2 separate regions of the Homo sapiens genome follow, and region 1 is linked to region 2. The links are chromatin loops, found by intact Hi-C in ENCODE. Cell type or tissue: mammary epithelial cell. All regions are shown on one strand. Links, peaks and the distances in the headings refer to the core of each region. The heading gives the core; the rest is flanking DNA. Region 1 overlaps TMEM51-AS1 (TMEM51 antisense RNA 1). Region 2 overlaps TMEM51 (transmembrane protein 51).

Region 1 (4,388 bases), core at 262-4,261, 78 kb before region 2:
TGAAGAAAAGAAACACAAAGCAAGAGTGAAAGACTCCAGGAGACACGTGTTAGGTGGGCAGGTTCATTTGGTTTTGTGGTCACTTAACCCAACAAACTCCAGCATCGAGGTCACCAGAGGCTTCAGACTGGCTTGTTAAAAACGGCAACTTTGCCGACACCCTCTTGGTGACACAAGAGTGAAGGCCCTGGGGTGGAGTCCTCACTCACAGGAAAGCCAGTCCATGTCACTGACATCAGTCTCCAAACCCAAGCAGAAAGTTCCTCTATGGCTGGGTTCCCCAAGACCACCCTGACTATTCCAACCACATCCACAACCAGCTCTACTATTATTGGCATAATAGCTGCCTATTTTAAATCGGGCCAGACCTGACATCACTGCCTGTGTCTGTGTAACCACAGGCCTAAGACGCTGGCTCTGTTTTCTAATACATAGATGTGGGTACGGATATGTGTGCCTCTATGTGCCAAGTATGCACATAAATATACAAATAAATATTCCTGCAAATGCTCACCTGCATGTCCCCCAAATCAGGTCACACTCCATGAGGGACATAAGTGCCACAGTTGGGAACCACTGCTTTATGGCACCCAACAGATTCCTCATGCAGCATCGGCCTGCAGTCTCCTGTGGCTGTGAGCTCACTGTACCATGAGTCTGCCTGTGCCCTTCTTAGTTCCAGTTGCTCATGGGGACTTTCTATCACTCTGCCTCCTGGTCCCTCTTCCACGTTGACCCTCTGTTATTTGTTTTGTTTTGGGGAGACAGAGTCTTGCTCTGTCACCCAGGCTGAAGTGCAGTGGCACGATCTTGGCTCACTGCAACCTCTGCCTCCTGGGTTCAAGTGATTCTCATGCCTCAGCCCCCTGAGTAGCTGGGATGACAGGCATGAGCCACCACACCCGGCTAATTTTTGTATTTTTAGTAGAGACAGGGTTTCGCCATGTTGGCCAGACTGGGCTCGAACTCCTGACTTCAGGTGATCTGCCCGCCTCGGCCTCCCAAAGTGCTGGGATTACAGGCGTGAGCCACCGCGCCTGGCCTGTTATTTTTTTTAAGCAGCATAAATGCCTCCCTCCCAAAACATCTCCTTCCCCCAACCCCATTACAGACCCTCAAGCCTTTTCCATGCCCCTTGTCCTTCTTCCATGGTCTCCCCTTCCATCTCTTCCTTCTCTGGACAATCCTCTCATAAATACATCCCTGAATAAGGACACCGTGCTCCCACATAGGCCCAAGCAGTGGAATCGTAATGAAGGGCCCAATTCCCAAGGGTCAGGCCCTGTGCCCTTTACATGAGATCTAATTGAGTCCTTGCTGTAATCCTGGCAGACAGGTACTCTTATCCCCACTTTACAGAGGCAGGAAAAAGTTAAGACACTGGCCCCGGGTCACATAACTAGTAGTATCAAAAGTAGGGATTCGAACCCAGATGTTTTTAACTGCTATCCTCCCTTAACCTGGACTTTATGCTCCTAGTAATACGATCGAATATTGTATCAGCTTTTAAAATAATCTACATCCCACAGTTGCCTCATTTATCTTGTGGGCAGCTGAATGGGTGGTGTTCAAGTCAAGCTGCTCACGAGAGTCACTGGAGTACTCTTGTTAAAAGTTCCGATTTCTAGGTCCTTCTCCAAAGCCAATAATTTAGGGTTTTGAGATAGGGCCTAGGGAATCTACACGCTAAAGTTAAAATGCTTATTTCCAGGCCTCGGGATTTCTGATTCACTAGGTGTGGGGTGAGTCTGGAGCCTACGTAGTTTTTAAACTTCCTTTGGTGATTCTGTGGCATGACCAGGGGCCTGGGACCAACCGCCCTGGTATATATGGCTCCACTATAGGCAGCGCCTGGGCCATTATAGCTCGCAGTCCCAGAACTCGCCACTAGATGGCAGGACAATACGCCCCTCACCAGCCTAGCCCAGCTCAGCTCAAGAAGGACCAAAGCAGCCTAGGCCACTCAGAGATCCAGGCCCAGTAGACAAAGTTTCAGGTGGGCAGGGCCCCCCACCATCCCTGCCAGCTGTCTGCAATCCCAAAAGGTGGCTTTTGGGGGGGAAATGGCTTTTGTTTTCTTTCCTCCACAGGATGCCAGAAACATCAGTGGGGTCGGCAAAATTTGAAAGCTGGCCTCAGGACAAATAAAACCTGTTAAGCCACCCAGATTCCCTTCCAGCCAGGAGGCCCAGATCCTGAGCCCAGCACGCTGTGAGGACGATAGACCACCCAGCAGGAGATGAGTTGAGGAATGGCCTGATGCCAGGCAGGAGGTCTTCCTCTGTGCGTGCAGCTCCAACGTGAAACGGCAGCTTTTTCCCTTCCTCTGAGGGGTGGCAGGCAGGTGGCCTCCTGGAGTAAAACCACAGGACCACAGGACCACGTGGGCAGCCCCAGGGAGTCAGACACACACGTGGGAACCTCGAAGCAAGACCCTGAACATCACTTTGTCCAGCCGCCTGCCTCCTCTTCATGTTCCTACACGATTAATGAGCCTCCCTCCTGGCCCCTGGGCATATGGGGAGCGCCTCCTCCTCTGGGTGCCAGGACCCCCCTGCCAGGGACAATCAGGCAGCCAGGTGTGGCCTGTGAGAAAGGGGAGGCCCTTGGGTCACATGAAAACTGATTCAAGGAAGGACTCCATGGTCACCAGAATGATGGGTCCCCAGAGGCCCACACTCTGGTTCCTAGAACCCGTGACTGTGATACTTTACATGGCAGAGGGAGCTAAGGTTGCAGGTGAGATGAGTGCTGCTCATCAGTTGACCTAAAAATAGGAAGAATATCTAGATTAGATTATCCAGGGGGCCCTATGTAGCCACAGGGATCCTTAACGCTGGGTGAAGGAGGAGAAAGAAGTGGGTCAGAGGTAAGTGTGGCTACTGAAAAGGTCAGAACGGTGCAACATGAGAAAGACTCAACTTCCATTCCTGGCTGTGGAGATGGAGGAAGGCGCCACAGACCAAGGAGTGCCGGCAGCCTCTCACTGCTGGAAAGGACAAGGGAACGGATTCTCCCTAGAGCCTCCTGAAAGGGACACAGCCCTGCTGACACCTTGATTTTAGCCCAGTGAGTCCCATGTCATATTTCTGGCCACTGAACCGTGCAAGAATAAGCCACCAAGTTTGTGGCAATCTCCTACAGCAGCCACGGGAAACTCACACACTGGGCAAGGTGGCTCATCAAGGTAGGTAACATTTGATCCTCAGGGACGAGGCTGGGTGAGATAGAGCAACGTGTGGGACTCACACTGCTGGTGTTAAAAGATAAATGGTGGCACATTAAAAAGTTAAAGAGTTTATTTGAGCAAACAGCAATTCATGAACTGGGCAGCACCAAATCGAAGGTGGTTCAGGGCTCCTCCAGAGGAGTTTGAAGGAAGGGCTTTGATAGAGTAAAGAGGAAAATCAGATAAATTAAATAAGGAATGTGGAAAATAAAGAAATTATTTGATTGGTTAAGGTTTGGGCAGTTGCCTTATTTAGATGATCCTGGTGGAAAGTTCCTGATCATGTAATTAATGCTTAGCTGGTCTTTTATGATTGGCTAAGGTTAAGCTTCACCTTGTTTATATAGAATCCCAGGGCATGGGAGCCACCTCAGCCTAATGGCCTCCCATTTTATTTTAACACTAGGTAAGAGAAACAGCTCACATTGGGCCAGACATGGCAGTTCATCCTTGTAATCCCAGCACTTTGGGAGGCCAAGGCAGGAGGATCACTTGAGGCTAGGAATTCAAGATCCAATAATAAAATTTTTTAAAAGTTGGCATCAAACTTGGTTCTAATGCCCATGATCTCAAGGTGTTGTGCCCCCAACAGACCAGGCAGCTTCTAAATGGCTCCCAATGACCCCACCTTTTGTGAAGTCCCCTCTCCTTGGTCATGTCTTGCTTCTAAGAATAGAATCCAGTAAAAATGATGGGCTGTCACTCCTGAGATTAGGTTATGAAAGACTGTGACCTCCATCTTGCTTGTGTATGTGTGGGCGTGCTCGCTCTCTGTCTCTCTCTCTGTGTGTGTGTGTGTGTGTGTGTGTGTCTCCTTATTTGCTTGCATTGATAAGGCCAGCTGCCAAGTTGTAAGCCATCCCATAAAGAGACCCATTTGACCAGGAACTAAAGTGGTCTCTGGCCAACAGCCTGCAAGGAGCTGAGTTCTACCAACAACCACGTGGGTAAGCCTGGAAGCAGGTCCCTCCCCAGTTGACCCTCGGGATAATGCAGCCTGTTAGGCATCTTGACTGCAGCCTGTGCCAGACCTTGAACCAGGAGCACCAGCTTTCATCCTGACTCACAGAACCTATGAAATAATACATACTGTTTTTCACAGAACCACTACGTTTTGGCATAATTTGTAACATGGGAATAGATAACTAATATGCCAAGG
Region 2 (4,388 bases), core at 283-4,282:
AAGACTAGCCTGGCCAGCGTGGTGAAACCTCGTCTCTACTAAAAATACAAAAATTAGCCGGGTGTGGTGGCGCACGCCTGTAATCCCAGCTAGTTGGGAGGCTGAGTCAAGGAGAATCACTTGAACCTGGAAGGCAGAGGTTGCAGTGAGCCAAGATCGCGCCACTGCACTCCAGCCTGGGTGAGAGAGCGAGACCTCATTGATGGGAACTCTGCCCTGCCTTGGTGGAAAGGCTGGCTTTTCTGCTGCTCCGTGAATGAGGACGGCCTAAACAAGGGGCTTTGTGGACAGGCGCTGCCACTTACTAAACTGAGACTTTGGGCAAGTTTCTCCACCTCTGTGCCTCAGCGTATTCCTTGATAAAATGGACAGAGGTGGGGATGACAGTACCTCCCTTATATGACTGTTGGGTGGGATAAATGAGCTAAATTGTGTAAAGTGCCTGGGGTGTCAGTGCCCTAACTATGTGCTGGGGGTTGGGGGACTAGAGTACTGGGGGTCTGGCTGATGGTCAGAGCCTGTGCTTAGCCTTGTTTGCCAGGGTCGGGGGGCTGCTGCTGTTGTCCCCAGAGACACCGATGGCCAGAACCTGGAGAAGGTTCGAGGTGTCAGACTCACATTGGGCTGACGGGGACAGGAGATCTGCATCCCTCAGTGCTATCCTGGCAGAGGAAGTCTCTGAAATGTGAGATGTCACATTTCCCAAGAAATACTGAATGTGACTGGGTCCCCCGTGCCAGCCTTCTAAATAAGGCTGGACACCAGCCACCTGCTTAGAGAAAGACACTATGTCAAGTGCCTCAAGAAAAGATGTATGGTTCATGAACTCGCTGCTTCTGCTTCTGGTCCCTTGAGTCTTCAAGATGAACTTGTCTTCCTTAATTTCTCCAACACTTACGTGGATTAGCAAGGACCCTGGTGATGTCAGGTTTTATACAATGCACCGACAGCTTGTGTTTGGAGTCGGGGAGGGAAGCTGCCTCTTTTCTCTGCAAGCCATGACATATTCTGGAAGATGCCCACTTTCCCATCGCTGTGGGATTACTGAGGCTGAGCCCTCACCCTGGAATATCCTGATCTCTTACCCCCAAATTCCACCCACAGGAAGGCCACAGAGGCCTCAAGGCCCTGCAGAGCTGCATGCGTATCTTCCTTCTCCCTGCCCTCCTCAAATTGAATCCGTCATTCTTTTTGGAAGCTCTTCAGACACGCTCCATTTTGGCAGTGCTACTTGGTGTTTAAAAGTGTGGGTTTTAGGATCAGGCGTACCCTACCCCTGCCTCGTACTCACTGTGTGACCTTAGAAAAATTACTTTCCGTCTTGGAACCTGTGTCCTTATCTATAAAATAGAACCAATAACTATTAAATGATGATGCACATAAAGAGCTCCACAGAGGGCCTGGCACAGAATTGGCATTCAACACACATTGATGCTTTCTCTGACGCTGACTTCCCTTCTGTTAGGCAGAATCGCCTGTCTTCCTGCTGGATTGTAAAAGTCTGTCTCATGTATCTCGGTATCCCCCAAAGCTCCTGGCATACAGTAGGGGAACCGGGAATTGTTTAAATCAAAATCTTCAACAAGTCATTTTAAAAGAAATGTTCAGGTCCAGTAGCTCATGCCTGGTAATCCCAGCACTTTGGGAGGCTGAGGCAGGCAGATTGCTTGAGCCCAGGAAATCGAGACCAGCCTGGGCAACAGAGCGAGACCCTTTCTCTACAAAAGACGCAAAAAATAGCTGGACATGGTGGTGTGTGCCTGTAGTCCCAGCTCCTCGGGGGCCGAGGTGGGAGGATTGCTTAAGCCTGGGAGGTCAAGGGTACAGTAAGCCATGATCATGCCACTGCAGCCTGGATGACAGAGTGAGACCCTGTCAAAAAAAAAAAAAAAAAAGAGAGAGAGAAGAAAGGGAAGAGGAGGGGAGGGGAGGGAAGGGAACATTTACCTGTCACCCCCTCACACTTTTGTCCTGAAACACCTCTGGGAAGAAGGAAGGAGGGAAGGAAGGAGGGAGGGTAGGGAGGGAAACATTTACCTGTCACCCTCACACTTTTGTCCTGAAACACCTCTGGGAACCTCGGTGCCTTGCCCAGAAAGTGGCCCCCAGGGACTCAGCTTTGTGGGAACCCGCATAGTGCAGGCACAGGTGGACTTCACAGTCAGCTGGATTTGATTATGAGTCGACTGTGCCACTTACCGGCTGTGTGGCCCAGGGCAAATTACTTACCCTGTCCAAGACTCCAAGATGGTGGGGCAGATCATTCCTTGAAGGGTGGCCGTGAGGATCGGGTGAGTTTAGGAATGCACCTGATTCATGCTGAGTATCAGCTGCTGCTGATTTCATGATAGCTGCTGCGGAGACTGCTATTCTTGTTACCATTATTCTTCTTACCCTGCCTTGTGTATTACTTAACATCCTTTCTTCTTTTTCCCATCAGCTCTCTCCAGCTGGGCAGCCCTCCTCCCAGCTCCCCTGCCTCTATGCCTCATTTGCACATTGCTTTTTGTTTTTCCCTAGTGCACAGTCTAAAAGATCCCTGGTGCTCTGTTGAAACAGGAACCTGACACCCTTTGACCTTGGTCCGTGGGGAGGTAGCCTGAAACTCCCTCCCAGGCAGGACAGGAGCAGGGGCTCAGCACCTTTTTTCCTACCCCCACTGCATGGGACTGGAAATTGTGACAAAAGTGATTGTGGGCTGAAACTTGGCAGAGAGAGCCCCACTGAATTCCTCCTTTGTGATGTGAATGTGGCACAGCCCGGTGGAACCGGGGATCCCTTTCCCAATTATGCAGCTTGGCAGGAAGAGGTCGGTGCAGGGAGAATGCTCAAGGAGCCCCTCTGTCATGGGGGTTGGTAGCACCGCCAGCCGCCTCCGACTGGCAAGACCTCCTCCCACTAAAGCCAGCTGGGCTGGGCGCTTCTGCAACTGCACCTTCCGGGGCCACAGCACAGAACTCAGTGGTCACGTGAGGGTCTACATCCGATTCCCAGTTTCTAAACTGTGTCCTGGAGAGTTTCTGCAATTCAGCGAGAAGAGGCAGCGGAAGGCCCAGCCATCAATGCTTGGGCCCTTTACCCCGTTTCAGCCGGGGCAGCGCTGCTTTCCATCGTCCCATCTTATTTCAGTCGTTGTCTTCACGTTCAAGTTCATGGAGACTCAATCCAGATGTGCCTGGCTGTGATGGCCCCACTCAGGTCTCAGCCACTCTGATGTCTGGAGCTGGGTCTACCTCCCTGGCCCCGACTCCTCCACACCCACTGCACAGCCCCTCCCTGCCGGCTCTGGTTGGCCAGGGGTGTGCACACGAGTGGAAAGAGCCTCTGCCCAGCGTGGAGCGGTGAGGCTAAAGGCTTCCATGTTCCCTGCTGACTTCCACCTGCAAAGGCCAGGCAACCGCTGAAACCTCCAGCCCCACCAGGGAATACTGATACAGTCACTTTCTCAGGTCACAACGGAAATCACATTTATTCTGCATATTTTCCTCATGTTGCCGGCAAATTATTTGCATACGGATACAAGATTTGGGTATCTGGATCTTCCTGCAAGTTAGCTTTTATTAATCCTCTCCCCTTCAGGCTTGGACTGGGAATTTCCCCTCATTGATATGAGACATTGGTTCAACTTTTAAACTTGCCAGGTATTCATTTGTTTGTTCTATAAATATCTACTAAGTACCTGTTAAGTTCCTGGCATGCGGTGCTGGGGCCTGGAGCAGGCAGTGGACAAGACAGACAAGAACCGTGTTTCAGAGAGTTCATACTCCAGTGAGGGAGACAGGGAGCCAACAAGAAAGCAAAATGAGATTACTACTGACTGCAAAGTGTTATCATCACCCATGGGAAGGAAAGGCAAGGAACTCAGCAGGGGACCCAAGTGTAGCTGTGTGAGAGAGGAGGCATTTCCACTGGATGGTCAGAGAGGTGCTCACTGAGGAGGTGGCATTTAAGCTGAGAGACAGAGGTCTCTACTAAAAAGTAGTAAGATAGCCAGGCATGGTGGCTCATGCCTGCAATCCCAGCACTTTGGTAAGGCCGAAGCAGGAGGATCGCTTGAGGCCAGGAGTTCAAGACCAGCCTGGGCAACACAGCAAGATTCCATCTCTACAAAAAGATTAAAAATTAAAACATTAGCTGGGTGTGATGGTGTGCACCTGTAATCCCAGGTACTTGGGAGGCTGAGGCGGGAGGATCACTTGAGCCCAGGAGTTCGAGGCTGCAGTGAGCTATGGGTGACAAAGAAATATGCTGTCTCTAAAATAATTTTTTAAAAAATTTTAAATACAGAAATAAATAAATAAGTAGCCAGACAAAAGAGACAGGTGGAAGGGTGTTTTCAAGCAGTAGGTATAGCAAGTTCCAAGGCCCTGTGGTAGGAAGTAGTTGGT

Evidence for each region. A loop is a pair of places that touch in the nucleus more often than their neighbours do. Peaks named below come from ENCODE experiments on the same cell type or tissue, not always from the same donor. Only the 100,000 strongest peaks of a DNase experiment are listed, where the experiment ranks them.
Region 1: a loop joins it to region 2, with 5 times the contacts of the local background. A loop is called at or near these places in 6 of 110 quality-filtered maps.

The regions. Positions count from the first base shown.
Region 1 is chr1:15,126,814-15,131,201 of GRCh38, forward strand. All of the region lies in intron 1 of TMEM51-AS1 (TMEM51 antisense RNA 1), which reads right to left. Among named protein-coding and RNA genes, the nearest start is that of TMEM51-AS1, 23 kb to the right of the region's middle. In mammary epithelial cell, for the core only: a CTCF peak has its summit at 1,889 (motif pointing right); a DNase peak (open chromatin) is centred at 1,878.
Region 2 is chr1:15,204,352-15,208,739 of GRCh38, forward strand. All of the region lies in intron 1 of TMEM51 (transmembrane protein 51), which reads left to right. Among named protein-coding and RNA genes, the nearest start is that of TMEM51-AS2, 35 kb to the left of the region's middle. RefSeq lists enhancers at 1-542, 911-1,080. In mammary epithelial cell, for the core only: no CTCF peak of the experiment used is centred there; a DNase peak (open chromatin) is centred at 2,210.